Linked DNA regions of Homo sapiens: region 2 is linked to region 1. A link is an interaction called in ENCODE POLR2A ChIA-PET data of the cell type or tissue named here. Cell type or tissue: OCI-LY7. All regions are shown on one strand.

What was found. Peaks named below come from ENCODE experiments on the same cell type or tissue, not always from the same donor. Only the 100,000 strongest peaks of a DNase experiment are listed, where the experiment ranks them.
Region 2: POLR2A ChIA-PET joins it to region 1 with 10 read pairs; 2 of 35 experiments call an interaction of 5 or more read pairs at or near these places.

What each region holds. Positions count from the first base shown.
Region 1 is chr10:96,284,042-96,292,041 of GRCh38, forward strand. No RefSeq gene overlaps it. Among named protein-coding and RNA genes, the nearest start is that of DNTT, 16 kb to the right of the region's middle. RefSeq lists enhancers at 3,436-3,655, 4,166-4,335. In OCI-LY7, no CTCF peak of the experiment used is centred here; DNase peaks (open chromatin) are centred at 1,470, 3,910, 4,460, 6,863 and 1 weaker place; H3K4me3 peaks cover 6,056 bases; H3K27ac peaks cover 7,305 bases.
Region 2 is chr10:96,175,122-96,183,121 of GRCh38, forward strand. It overlaps a transcript of ZNF518A not described here. Among named protein-coding and RNA genes, the nearest start is that of ZNF518A, 49 kb to the left of the region's middle. In OCI-LY7, no CTCF peak of the experiment used is centred here; no DNase peak of the experiment used is centred here.

The sequences.
Region 1 (8,000 bases):
TCTGCTTTTTTACAAATGAGAAGACCCGGTATATAAAGTGTAACAAATATTTATAGAAAGCCACTTTTTATGAAGAAATCTTTTTAGATATTCTATAACATTACTGTCTTTCAAATCAATAAGTAACTGGCTAATATTCCAATAGAAAAATGAGCAAAGAACACAAAAGGTTAATTCACAAGAGAAGAGATCCAGATGGCTGATAAAAATATAAACTAGCTCACAATCCCACTAAACCAAAGAAACACAAATTAAACCAAGTATAAAATACCACTGATTTTTTAACCTACCAAAGTAAGCTTTTAAAAAGTTATAAAATTCAGGTTTGGCAAAGGCATTGTTAAATGGGTGCTCTTGCCACTGACAGGACAACAAATTGATAGAAACTTCCTAGAAGGCAGTTTGGTTCTAGGTATCAGGATTCTTAAAATGTTCATATGCTTAAAAGAAAAATATAAAATTTTATTAATTTTTCCTAAGTGTAGAATTATTTATACCAGTATAGAATTAGAAACGATGTAAACATTCAACAATAATATAATAACTTCATAAATTATGATATAGCCGTAAGTGGAATGCTCTGCAGCCATTAAAAACAGTGTTTTCAAATAATCTATAACCATATAGGAAAATCTTTACAATGGACCAAAAAAAAAAAAAAAAAAAAGGGCAGGGCCTGAAACTGTCCATATAGTTTGATTCAGGTTTTATAATCTCGCACACAAACACAAAGGAAAACACACTGATACATTAAGTCTAAGTGTGATTCTCTCTGGGTGATTATCATATCCACTTAAAAAATGTTCCTAAATTTAAAGAATCTTAAAATCTTAAGATCTTTGGATTTATTTTTAAATTACAGTAAAAATTGGAAACATACTTTGTGTACAGGTAAAATATAACTGCTTTGTATAAGTTCCTTACAGCTGCCATAACAAATGACCACAGATATGGTGACTTAAAAAAACAGAAATTTATTGTCTCACAGTTCTGGAGACCAGAAGTCTGAAATCAAGGTGTCAGTAGGGCCATGCTTCCTCCAAAGGCTCTGGAGAAGAATCCTTCTTTGTCTCTTCCAGCTCCTTGTGGCTCCAGCCACTCCTTGGCTTGTGGCTGTATACCTCAAATCCCTGCCTCTGTCTTCACATGGTCTTCTCACTTCTCTCCAAGTCTCTCCTCTGTGTTGCTTATCAGGACACTTGTTACTGAATTTAGGGCCCACCCACTTAATCCAGGATAATCTCAAATTGGCATCCTTAATATAATCAAATCTGCAAATACTCGCTTTCCAAAAAATGTCACATTCACAGGTTCTAAGTGTTAGGCAGTAGACTTATCTTTTGGAGGACTATCATTCAACCTGGGGTAGGAAGTGGGACTGGACTCTGGAGGCGGTGCTCTGACACCAGACCAAATTGAGGGACTAGCTAAAACAGGTGCGTGGCAGAAGCACCTCCCGCTAAGGCACGCCCAACAGTGTGCTGTGTCAGTTTACAGTTGCCATGGCAACACTCAAAGGTTACTGCCCCTTTCCATGGCAATGACCCGACAACCTGGAAGTTACCATCCTCATCCTAGAAATTTCTGCATAAACCACGCCTAAAAGTGGGCATAAATATGAATGCTGCACTATCTCTGAGCTGATGCTCTGGGCACACTGCCTATGGCGTAGAACCTCTGCTGCTGCTGTACACCGCTGCTTCAATAAAAGTTGCAGTTTAACACCACTGGCTCACCCTTGAATTCTTTCCTAGGTGACGCCAAGAAGGCTCCCAGGCTAAGCCCCAATTTGAGGGCTTGCCTGTCCTGCATCAAACCTGCTATATACTGTAAGATGGTAGTTTTACTTACAAATGTCAAACATATAAAAAATATTTGTGTTTCATTTAGGACTCTTTTAACTGCAAGTAACAGCCCAACTCAGGCTGGATTTAAAAAAAGGAAATTGTTGGTATATCCAAATGTGCTGCATCTGAGCAGGCTGCAGAGTTTAGGAACCAAACACTATGGCTAGGACCATTTTTTTTCACTCTGTGTGAGTCGTAGCTAATTTATTCCTTAAAGGTGGCCAGCTGGCTCTGGCTCAGTGTGCTGCTGGATCTAGCTCATATCAACTATTCAGAGAAAATTGTTAAATTTTCAGAAAGTTTGTGAATCTATTGTTAACACAGCCATTATTTGAAAAAAATAAATTATATAAGATTATAATTCAATAAATTATATTTTTAAAATGTTATAAATACTCAAAATTCATGTCTTCCTATTTTACATTTTATATTTTCTATGCTCTTGAGGTGAGTTTCATCTATTGTACTTACGTCTACAATGGAAATACTATGATGGTCAGCAACATTATGTTAGAGCTTGAAATCAGCATGACGGAAGTGTTTCCACCACACGAATTGGCAAATGCTACAAATCAGAGTTGTTTTTCGAGAGCCAGTTGTTAAATATTCACCACCACCATTCCAGCTGCCCCGGACTCACAGCCCCTCAGGTTCAAGTACAGCAGGATAAAGATGGCACCCTCAAAAGTAATGAGATTCACCCTGATTGGATATTTTGTCTGTCTTTCCATCTCTGAGCCAAACACCAAAGCCAGAGGGAAAGTAATACCCTATCCTCCATCCTAGAGCTAGGTTAGTACACACCCAAGCCTATATATATAGGGTGATCACTCCATGACTATCAGGAGATGTCACTGGAAGAAGGGAAAAATGGCTGCTGGGGAAACGTCAAAGTATATCCACCATAGTTGTCAAGCAGTAGCTTACACATGGTCTCAAGGGCTCCTTCTTTCATTCCTCATTGATAAGAGGCATGTGGTTCTGGACCAATGAAGCTCTGGTAAATGGGGTGAGATGGGCAGGTTCTGGTGCAGATCTCTTCCCCATAACCCCCAACCTCTCTTTTTGGTGGGATGATGTCCCCGCTGTCTTCTCCCTCAGGCCTGTTTTTTTTTAATGCTCACAGCTTGGCTCCAACTTAGATGAATGGAGCATGCATTTATAGGTTGTGTAGGTTCCTGAGATTTTTTAAAAAATGAATTTATTTCTTCCTTTTGAGGGGTTCCTAGTCAAATGGAGGAGACATATACAAATAAATAATAACCAAATGATGTAAAGTGTGCTTTCACAGACATATGGAAAAGCTGCACTGGGGAAGTTCAGAAAATTAGGGACAGACTCCCAGAGAAGAGGACATACGTGAGCTGGACCTTTACATCCAAATAGGTTTCCTGTGTGGCTAGAGGAGCACAGAGAAGATGTTCCATTCCAAAGGAACACAGAGAGCTAAGGTACCACAAGGTCACCTGGGTTCCTTTACTCCACCCTTTTTCCAACACCCTAGACACCCTAGAAAGATTTCCCTTCCTCTCTCACTCTCTTTACCATTCTGAGCCAAAATAGAACCCAAACATGGGAGCGACACAAAAGCACTGCTGAATGCAGACTGGTGTGGAGGATGAAGAACATGCCCAGGCTTTAAACTGAACACGCAAAGAGCCTGGGCCATTGGAAGGACCCACAGGCACCTTGGAAATCCCCAGCTGCCTCCACCACAACATCAGGTGAAATCCATTCCTCTTCCAGTATAAGCATTCAAGGCCAACCATTCCTTGCTTTGTTAGCTTTTCTTTTTGGCTCAATTACTGTATCAGCACAGAATCATTTTCTATTTTCATCTCCAGGGCAGACGTTTCTCCAACAGTCTTTTGAGCCTGGGGACCAAAACACCATTTATAGCTTTGCTTCTATGGGAAAAAGTGCTTTTAAGTACCAAACAACTGACTTACAAATAAATGATTAAACTCAACTGCCCTTAAGCAATGAGCTTCCTGTAATGTTTTGCACAGTTCAGTGCCAAAGGCTAATGTGTGTGTGTATGTATGTGTGTGTGTTTTAACATTTCTAAATATGGGCGCCAGGTGTTGCATTTTCAGACTGACCGAGTGTAACTTTTTTCTTCTTAAAGCAACAGAGTCGTTTTTTTTTAGTGAACATGTATCTGTTTAAAAGAAAAGGTGAAAGAAATGGCAGGGGCCACAAAAGAAAAGCAACACTGAAACTTTAGTGGAGAAAGATATATTTGCACCATATAAGAAAAGAGGTTAACTTATTTTTAAAACTTTATTATTACAGATTAAGGCAAGCCTGCAACCATAGGGAAAGTTCAAAGATCAAAACCTCCTGCACAGCTTGGTTTTACTTTGAGTCCAGCGACCCAAAGAGATCTCCACGATGAGGTTTCTAGTCTCTTTCAAAGCAAGCCCAGATGAACAAAAATTTTAAAAGCATGCTGTGAAGATAGTACATAAACTGTGTCCCCGATAAATCAGTATCAGGGTGACCCCATCAGAAGGAGTGACCATGCAAATTGCTTTTTTGCATCAAAAGAAGACGACAGGGCTTAGTGCTTGATTCATTTCAATCTCCCACTCCTTGATTCCTCTCTGTTTCTTTTCTATACCCTTGACTGATCTTCTGTTCTCAGTCTTTTCGTTTCTCTCTCACTTCCTCTAACAGCAGGATATGATATAGTGAGAATTAATACTCCCAAACAAAAAAAATTAACTATAGTTTTTTTTATCCTTTCAAAACAAAACCATTTCTTTACTGCTGTTCTTTCAAGATTCATGATGTTTGTGTATACTGGCATGATGAAGCATTTTTCCCTGTATGCATTGGTATATGATTTTTCTATATCCCTGAATGGTAGGTATTTTAATAATACTGATAACTATCAAATTTTTTAAAACTTGCTTGTGGCCAGGCATGGTGGCTCACGCCTGTAATCCCAGCACTTTGGGAGGCCGAGGTGGGTGGATCACCTGAGGTTGGGAGTTCGAGACCAGCCTGGCCAACATGATGAAACCACATCTTTACTAAAAATACAAAAAATAAGCCGGGCCTGGTGGCAGGCGCCTGTAATCCCAGCTACTCGGGAGGCTGAGGCAGGAGAATCACTTGAACCCAGGAGGCAGAGGTTGCAGTGAGCCGAGATCAGGCCACTGCACTCCACAGCGAAACTTCATCTCTAAATAAATTAATTAATTAAATTAAATTAAAACATAAAAACTTGCTTGTGTTTTTGAACAAAGTCCAATATTTCATGGAGAGCAGGACTGGCTATGTATGTTGTGAGATCCAGTGCAAAATGAAGATGTGAGTCCCCTTCTTCAAATTGTGAGACAAGGTGAGAGTCTTCTGAATGTAGGGCCCTCTGTGACTGCACAGGTCCAGGTCCATGGAGCGGGCTCTGTGGGTGGGTTTTTATTCATGAGAGCACACACACACGGACACACGTACAATTCTCTAGACTAGTATAGAATTAACCAAAATTCACCATGAAAATTAAATCACGTGACCCCCATCAAAAAGGCCAAAGTATCCTGTGCTGGTTTCCAGTATACTTCTTGAGAATTCACTTACCATCATTGACAGAGAGAAAATATTGTTGTAATTCGTTACAGCACCAGGACCAACTGATGAGTGGGATGTTTTGGGTAACTTGTTTCCAAATTTTTAAAACTTAATAAGCATACGCAAAATGTGCTCGACAGAAAAGGAATTTTAGAGCCACCTTTCCCTCAGGGCTGGGAGCATTTGTAATACTGCGTGTGGAGGGCTCCAGCGCAGGGAACCATGATTGACAGCAGCCACCATGTGATGGATGGATGACCAGATTGATGTATTGATAAGGCCAGGCTTGCAGAAGAGAACTCTGAAGAGCAGGTTTTTCTGGTTCCAACAAATTAAATCACAGTCACATTTTTCTTCAATTAGTGACCCATATCTGTTTTCACTTTCTCCCAATCCTTCTGCTGGTCCCATGGATGCCCCCTCCCCCTTAAGCCCCCACTCATTGTCCCCACCCCTTGTCACCTGGACATTTTTCCTTCCCCTGTGATAATGGAGTCATCATCCCATGTCCTTTCTTGCAAACTTGACAGGGTATTAGAGGCATCTTCTTCCTCCTAGGCTTCTGTTGCCTTTGAAGTGAGGTAGAGCATTTGTCTATGGGATGGGGAAGAGTGAGTGTCCAGATTCCAGTTGCACCTCTCGATTGCAGACAATTTCTACTGCATCTCCCAAGGGCAAACACAAGTCACCATCATGAATTTACACTTTGTTCTCAATTGCCCACTCCAACCTCCTATCTAGAGTCACATAAGCATGAGAAATGAATGTTGTCTCATTCAATCTTTATAATCCCTTGGGCACAGATGAGAAAAAGGCTTTGGAGAGGTTAAATAACTATTAATAAGAAGAGGGATTGTGATTCGATCACTGCATTAACTGACTCTCACCATTCTTCTGTACTGTCCACAAAACTTTGCTATAAATTATAAAACAAAAGTTTAACTAGATAATCATTATATATACAAGATTCTAAATAAGCTAATTCACTCTCCCTATGGTTTCCTATTTTCTACCTCCTTCCAGATCATTCTTCCAGGTGCGGCCTCAGCTCCCTCTCCCTCGAAACCCAGTGGATGATTCTAACTTCCCGGTCACCTCTTCCTTTCCTACCAACCCCCCACTGCCACTCAGAAGCTGTCAGAAAACACATTTAAGCAAACTAAAAATAGCAAACCCAGAATACTCCCCAGCAAGGAGAAAGAAGCTAATCATCTTCAAAGAAGCTGAAAGGATTTCAAGAATGGTGAAACATTCACAAATATAGAATTGTGTTGTATAAGTTAACTGGCAATGCTGTACCACCTTGTAAAAATTCAGATAACAGCTCATGTGCCTGTAGTCCTGTACAGTTTATAAAGCACCAATGCACTTTAACTGCACAGCATATTATGGCATAGATGCCATTATTAGGTCCATTTTTACAGAGGCGAAAGCTGAGGCACACAGCAGTTGCATGACTTCCCCACAATTAGTCAATATGAGAAGTGAAGTCAGGTTTTCTAACTTAAGAGCCTGTGTTGTTTCCACTCTCCCACACAGCTATTTGTTGAATTAAATTTTCAGATCAATGCACTTTTATTTCTTCTTTTTCCAAATAACAACAGATACAATTCAGAAAGAGCTAAGAGCCTCATCTAACATTCTGCAGCTTAGACCTCCTCCTGCTGCCAAATTTAGAAGTCATGGACCTTCGTGTATTCTTTCAAAAGTTAACTAGGTTTTAAATAAGTGGAGAAAATATGGATTATTTAATAAAAGAATCTAGGACAAGTAGGAAGCTACTTGGGGGAAGAGAAACTTGGATCCAATACCTCACTTGTTACACAAAAATAAATTCCAGTGGATTAAAGATTTAAATGTGAAAATAAATCCCTAAAAAACCTAGAAGAGAACATCATTCCCATCCCTCACCATCCCACTCCACCCCATCCCACCCGCTGCTGCTTAGGGTTTAGAATCTCTGAGTGGGAAAGGGCTAAGTATGACACAAACAGAGAAGCCATAAAGAATAAGATTGATATATTTGACTACATTTAAAAGATCTGCATGTTTAAAAGTCACCACCATTAACCAAGTCAGAAGTCAGAAAACAAATCGGGGGAAGTATTTGAAACCTATACTCAGGAAGAAGACTAATTTTGTCATATATAAGCAAATCACACAAATAAATAAGGAAACACACACACCCAATAAAACATAAGCAAAAGATAGAAAGGATGGTTTATAGAAATACTCGTAGCCCTTAAATAGATGAAAAGATGCACAACCTCACTCATATTGAAGAAAAAGCAAATGAAAACTCCACTGGGATAGCTTCTTCTACATTTCATATTTGCAAGCAACCCAAAGTTTGAGAGTACACCATGTGTGATGAGCGTGAGACAACGGGCCCATCACCTCTCCGGTGTGTAATCTGAGTGTAAACTGGTACATTGTCAATGGAGAGCAATTTGCAGATTGGCAATAGCTATACAAATTTAAATGCACATATAGAGGATTTAAGCAAATTATCTGTCATCAAAATGCCATCAAGTGTAAATGATAGAACTTGGATTTGACTCCAAACCCCATGCTATT
Region 2 (8,000 bases), 110 kb before region 1:
GTCTATGATATTTTTGTTATAGCACCCAGAGCTGATTAAGAAATGTACACTTCCCAGCTCATTCTATGAGGCCAAAGACATCTAAAGAAAATTTCCTTATGAATATAGATGCAATAAAGACTAGTAAATCAAGCCTGGGGACATATAAAAATAAGTCACTGCAAGACATTAGTATCTGGGCCACCACTTTGTACTTGGGGCAATTCATGCCTTACATACCCACAGGATGGGTCCTGATTGCCAGCTGGGTGATGAGTAATCTGGTCCCAAAACCTCATCTTTACTTCCTGCTTTCTTGGACTACTTTAGGTACTAACTCTGTCAGTTGGGTCTTCTGGATAAGATGCTGACGTGGAGTTTGGAATGCAAGAAGTTTATTGGGCAGTAATGCTTGGGAAAATTTAAAGGAGAGGAAGGAGGATTGAGTTTAAGAAAAGCCAGCAAACCATAAGGCAGGTCTGATAACTGGAGAAAGAAAGGGGTTGGTGAGTGGAAGCCACATTGGTTATAGAGAGTCTCAGATTGTCATGCATCTCATATACAGTCAGCCAACCCAATGGGTATTTCAGGTCAAAGTCTGTCTTTTAGAAGAGTTCCATGTTGGGCAAAAATGTAGACTGAAGGGTGCTCAGGAAGACCATATATTTGTCTTGAATCCTGAGACAGATGCTGAAAGCCCTAATAGCTAGTGGCTGTCAACCTAATTGCACTCCTTGCAGCTGAATTACAAGTATTCCCTCCCTGCCTCCCTCCCTCCCTTCCTTCCTTCCTTCCTTCCTTCCTTCCTTCCTTCCTTCCTTCCTTCCTTCCTTCCTTTCTTTCCTCCTTCCTTTCTTTTGTTTTTTAGAGATAGGTCTTACTCTATCTCTCAGGCTGGAGTGCAGTGCAATCATTGTAACCTCAAATTCCTGGGCTCAAGCAATCCTGCCTCCTGAGTAGCTAGGACTTCAGGTGCATGGCACCCTGCCTGGTTATTATTATTTTTTAAGTTTTTGTAGAGACAGGGTCTATGTTGCCCAGGCTGGTCTCAGACTCCTGGCCTCAAGTGATCCTCCTGCCTTGGCTTCCCAAAGCAATGTTATAGATGTGAGCCACTACACTCAGCCTATAAATTTTTTCTTGAAGGGAGATCCAAGCTGTACACTTCCATGAATGCCACACTATAGGGCAATATTGAGTAGTAAAACATTTATGTAACTGGAGTCCCAGAAAAGGAGGAGAAAAGGGAGAAAAAAATATTTGAAGCAATAATAACTGAAAATTTTCCTTAAATTTTATGAAAATGATAAACCTAAAGGTCCAAGAAGCTACATGAAGCCCAAGCGGGAAAAGCATGAAGAAAACCATCCCAAACACATCATAATCACATTTCTGGCTGAGTGCCTATAATCCCAGCATTTTGGGAGGCTGAGATGGGAGGATCACTTGAGCCAGGAGTTTCAGACTACCCTGGGAAACATAGTGAGACCTTGTTTCTACAAAAAAACAAAACAAGGGTGGGCACAGTGGCTCATGCCTGTAATCCCAACACTGGGAAGCCAAGGCAGGAAGATCACCTGAGGTCAGGAGTTTGAGACCAGCCTGACCAACATGGTGAAACTCCATCTCTACTAAAAATACAAAAATTAGCTGGGCGTGGTGGCAGACACCTGTCATCCCAGCTACTCAGGAGGGCTGACGCAGGAGAATCACTTGAACCCAGGAGGCAGAGGTTGCAGTGAGCTGAGATCGTGCCACTGCATTCCAGCCTGGGTGACAGAGCGAGACTCTGTCTCAAAACAAACAAACAAAAAGCAATAAAAACAACTTAGCTAGGTGTAGTTGTGCATGCCTGTAGTCCCAGCTACTTCAGTGGCTGCAGTGGGAGGATACTTGAGCCCATGAGGTTGAGGCTGCAGTGAGCCATGATCATGCCACACTGCACTCCAGCCAGGGCAACAGAGTGAGTCTCTGTCTCAAAAAAAAAAAAAAAAAAATCACATTTCTGAAAGCAAGTTATAAAAAATTTAACAGAAGCCAGAGGAAGAAAGTACACATATGTGTTGAGAAACAAAGATAAGAGTTACTGCAGACTTACATCAGAAACTATGCAATCCAGAAGATAGTGGAATGATATTTTTAAAATATTGAAGGGAAAAATAAGTCATCCTAGAATTCTATGTCTAGTGAAATCATCTTTCAAGAATGAAGACAAAACAAATACAGTTTAACATAAGAGAAATCCAAGATAATTCAGCACAACTGCGCTACCTTAAATATTAAGAGAAATTTTTTAGATAGAAGAAAAATGGTATCTTATCTACACAAAGGAATTAAGAGCACTGGACTTTTCCCTCATTGTTTAATTTCTTTTAAAGAAAATCATTGAAAGCAAAAATAATAACATATTATAGGATTTATTACATGTAGGAGTAAAATGTATGACAACAGTAGCACAAAGGCAGGGAAGGGGAAATGGAGGAGTACTGTTGTATTTGAAGATAGACTGTGATAAGTCACATATGTGTATTGTATAGCCTAGAGGAACCATTGTAAAAAACATGTAATTACTAAGAGAATATTGAAGATAAAATAGATTTTAAAACCTCAAGCCAACAGAAGGCACAAAATGGAAAACAAAAACTGGTGGGAAAATATAGAAAACAGAGATGGCAGCTTTAAACCCAATTATATCAATGTTATAAACACTCCAATTAAAAGGCAGAAATTTGTCAGGATGAAAAAATGTAGACCAGAAAAAAATGATACTAGGGATAAAAAGAAATACCTCAATGATAAAGAGTTCCATTCATTAAGAAGACATAACTATCCTAAAAGTCTATGCATATAGTACCAAAGCTTCTAAATACATGAAGTAAAAGCGACAGAACTATAGAGAGAAATTGACAAATCTACAATTATAGTTAGCTATTCCAATACTCCTCTCTCAGTAATTGATAGAACAACTAGGCAAAAAGAAATCAGTAATGACATAGAAGACTAGAGCCATATTATCAGTCAACTTGAACTAAATGATTTTACAGAACATTCCATCTGAAATTAGCAGACTATGCCTTCTTCACAAGTCCATGTAGAACATCCACTAAATTTACAAGTTTCAATAAATTTAAAAGGATTGAATTCATGCAGAGTATGTTATATCCTTAACAGAATTCAATTAGAAATCAATCTCAGAACAATCCTTGGAAAATTCCTGAATACATGGAAATTAAACAGCCCTTTTATGATTAACCCATGAGTTAAAGAAGAAGTCACAGGGGAAATTTAGAAATATTTTTAAGCGAATGAAATTGAGAAATCTATATTACAATTCATTGAATGTTACTAAACCAGTGTTTGGAGGGACATTTTAAACTTCAGATACTTGTATTAGAAAACAATAAAGGTTTACAGTCAATTATGTAAGCTTCCATCTTAAGAAAGTATGGAAAGAAGAGCAAATTAAACCTAAAATGAGCAGAAGAAAGGAAATAATAACATTATTTATGGTAATCAATGAGTAGAAAACAGACAAACAATAGGGAAAATTAATGAAATGAAAACTTGGTTCTTTGCAAAGGTCAATAAAATTGATAAACCTTTAGCTAGATGAATCGAGAAAAATGTTAAAGAGGGGACATTACTACAGATCTGACATATCTTAAAAGCATTATATTAGAATATATATTAGACTATGTTATACAAATAAATTTGGTATCCTAGTTGAAATGGACAAATTCCTTGAGAGACAAATTAACAAAACAAAAATAGAAAATCACAATAGCCTATATCTATTAAAAAATTGAAATCATAATTGAAAACCTTCACACGAAGAAAGCTCCAGCCCAGATGGCTTCATTGGTGAACTCTATCAAATGTATTAGGAATAAATAATATCAATGCTGCACAAATTCTTTCAAAAAATAGGGGAATATTTTTATGTCATTTTATGAGTCCAGCACTATCCTGATACTAAAATTTGATGAAGACATTGTAAGTAAAGAAAACTACAGACCAGTGTTCCCTATGGATGTCTATGTTAAAATCCTTAATGTATTAGCATTAAAAACCCAGCAATATATAAAATGGATACTGTATGTTAAATAGGGTTTACTGCAGGCAAGAAAAATAAAATATTCACAATACATATGTCTGTCAAGGGACTTATGTCTAGAAAATATAACATTTTTACCATTTAATAAAAAACCTAATTTTTAAAATAGACAAAGGAACAGATTCCTCAAAAAAGAGGATATATGGGCACATGAAAAGATACTCAGTATCATTAATCATCAAAAAATTGCTAATTAAAGCCACAATAAGATACTACTACACAGCTAGTAGAATGGCTAAAATTAAAACTGACAGTATCAAGTACTGATTAGGGTGTGAAGCAACTGAACTCTCATACATTGCTGATGTCCCCATAGAGTTTATCCAAAGTACACCCACTTTATAAACATTTTGGCAGTTTCTTATAAACATGTATTTTCTATGTGACCCAGGATTATACTCCTAGATATTTTTTCTAAGAGGAATGAAAACACAGAAACTTCCACACAAAACCCTAACATACATACTGACAGACATACAGCAGGCTCAATAAATGTTCACTGGTTGAATGAAAAAATAACACTTTTGAATCTTTTACAATTCTTCTTCTTCTTCTTCTTCTTCCTTTTCTTCTTCCTCCTCCTCCTCCTCCTCTCCTCCTTCTCTTTCTCCTTCTCCTCCTCCTCATCCTTCTTCTTTTCTTCTTTTTTTCTTCTTCTTTCTTTCTTTCATTTTTTTTTTTTGACATGGAGTCTCGCTCTCTAGCTCAGGCTGGAGTGCAGTGGCACAACCTCGGCTCACTGCAACCTCTGCCTCCTGGGTTCAAGCGATTCTCCTTATTTGGCCTCCTGAGTACCTGGGATTACAGGCAACTGCCATCACGCCTGGCTGATTTTTGGTATTTTTAGTAGAGAGAGGGTTTCACCCTGTTGGCCAGGTTGATCTCAAACTCCTGACCTCAGGTGATCTGCCTGTCTTGGCCTCCCAAAATGCTGGGGTTACAGGCATGAACCACAGCTCCAGCCTCTTTTTTTTTTTTTTTTTTTTTTTTAATAGAGATGAAGTGTTGCTATGTTGCTAAGCCTGGTCTCAAATTCCTGAATTCAAGTGATCCTCTGCCTTAGCCTCCCAAAGTGCTATAATTACAGGTGTGAGCCACTGTACCCAGCCTTGAGCTTTCACAATTTTTTCATCTTTTTTTTTTATATATACTTTAAGTTCTAGGGTACATGTGCACAACGTGCAGGTTTGTTACATATGTATACATGTGCCATGTTGGTTTGCTGCACCCATTAACTCGTAATTTACATTAGGTATTTCTCCTAATGCTATCCCTCCCTCCTCCCCCCACCCCACAATAGGCCCCAGTGTGTGATGTTCCCTGCCTGTGTCCAAGTGTTCTCATTGTTCACTTCCCACCTATGAGTGAGAACATGCGGTGTTAGGTTTTCTGTCCTTGCGATAGTTTGCTCAGAATGATGGTTTCCATCTTCATCCATGTCCCTACAAAGGACATGAACTCATCCTTTTTTATGGCTGCATAGTATTCCATGGTGTATATGTGCCACATTTTCTTAATCCAGTCTATCACTGATGGACATTTGGGTTGGTTCCATGTCTTTGCTATTGTGAATAGTGCCGCAATAAACGTACATGTGCATGTGTCTTTATAGCAGCATGATTTATAATTCTTTGGGTATATACCCAGTAATGTGATGGCTGGGACAAATGGTATTTCTAGTTCTAGATCCTTGAGGAATTGCCACACTGTCTTCCACAATGGTTGAACTAGTTTACACTCCCACCAACAGTGTAAAAGTGTTCCTATTTCTCCACATCCTCTCCAGCACCTGTTGTTTCCTGACTTTTTAATGATTGCCATTCTAACTGGTGTAAGATGGTATCTCATTGTGGTTTTGATTTGCATTTCTCTGATGGCCAGTGATGATGAGCACTTTTTCATGTGTCTGTTGGCTGCATAAAAGTCTTCTTTTGAAAAGTGTCTATTCATGTCCTTCACCCACTTTTTGATGGGGTTGTTTGATTTTTTCTTGTAAATTTGTTTAAGTTCTTTGTAGACTCTGGATATTAGCCCTTTGTCAGATGGATAGATTGCAAAAGTTTTCTCCCATTCTGTAGGTTGCCTGTTCACTCTGATGGTAGTTTCTTTTGCTGTGCAGAAGCTCTTTAGTTTAATTAGATCCCATTTGTCAATTTTGGCTTTTGTTGCCATTGCTTTTGGTGTTTTAGTCATGAAGTCCTTGCCCATGCCTATGTCCTGAATGGTATTGCCTAGGTTTTCTTCTAGGGTTTTTATGGTTTTAGGTCTAACATGTAAGTCTTTAATCCATCTTGAATTAATTTTTGTCTAAGGTGTAAGGAAGGGATCCAGTTTCAGCTTTCTATATATGGCTCGCCAGTTTTCCCAGCACCATTAATTAGGGAATCCTTTCCCCATTTCTTGTTTTTGTCAGGTGTGTCAAAGATCACATGGTTGTAGATGTGTGGTGTTATTTCTGAGGCCTCTGTTCTGTTCCATTGGTCTATCTGTTTTGGTACCAGTACCATTCTGTTTTGGTTACTGTAGCCTTGTAGTATAGTTTGAAGTCAGGTAGCGTGATGCCTCCAGCTTTGTTCTTTTTGATTAGGATTGTCTTGGCAATGCGGGCTCTTTTTTGGTTCCATATGAACTCTAAAATAATTTTTCCAGTTCTGTGAAGAAAGTCATTGGTAGCTTGATGGGGATGGCATTGAATCTATAAATTACCTTGGGTAGTATGGCCATTTTCATGATATTGATTCTTCCTCTCTGTGAGCATGGAATGTTCTTCCATTTGTTTGTGTCCTCTTTTATTTCATTGAGCAGTGGTTTGTAGTTCTCCTTGAAGAGGTCCTTCACATCCCTTGTAAGTTGGATTCCTAGGTATTTTCTTCTCTTTGAAGCAATTGTGAATGGGAGTTCACTCATGATTTGCCTGTCTGTTATTGGTGTATAGGAATGCTTGTGATTTTTGCACATTGATTTTGTATCCTGAGACATTGCTGAAGTTGCTTCTCAGCTTAAGGAGATTTGGGGCTGATACAACGGGGTTTTCTAGATATACAATAATGTCATCTGCAAACAGGGACAGTTAGACTTCCTCATTTCCTAATTGAATACCCTTTATTTCTTTGCCTTGCCTGATTGCCCTGGCCAGAACTTCCAACACTATGTTGAATAGGAGTGGTGAGAAAGAGGGCATCCCTGTCTTGTGCCAGTTTTCAAAGGGAATGCTTCCAGTTTTTGCCCATTCAGTATGATGGTGGCTGTGGGTTTGTCATAAATAGCTCTTATTATTTTGAGATATGTTCCATCAATACCTAGTTTATTGAGAGTTTTTAGCATGAAGGCTGTTGAATTTTGTTGCAGGCCTTTTCTGCATCTATTGAGGTAATCGTGTGATTTTTGTCTTCTGTTTATGTGATGGATTATGTTTGCTGATTTGCATATGTTGAACCAGCCTTGCATCCCACGTATGAAGCCAACTTGATCATGGTGGATAAGCTTTTTGATGTGCTGCTGGATTCGGTTTGCCAGTATTTTATTGAGGATTTTTGCATCGATATTCATCAAGGCTATTGCTCTAAAATTGTTTTTGTTGTGTCTCTGCCAGGCTTTGGTATCAGGATGATGCTGGCCTTATAAAAAGTGTTAGGGAGGATTCCCTCTTTTTCTATTGATTGTAATAGTTTCAGAAGGAATGGTACCACCTCCTCTTTGTACCTCTAGTAGAATTTGGCTGTGAATCTGTCTGGTCCTGGACTTCTTTTGGTTGGTAGGCTATTAATTATTGCCTCAATTTCAGAGCCTGTTATTTGTCTATTCAGGGATTCACTTCTTCCTGGTTTAGTCTTGGGAGGGTATATGTGTCCAGGAATTTATCCATTTCTTCTAGATTTTCTAGTTTATTTGTGTAGAGGTGTTTATA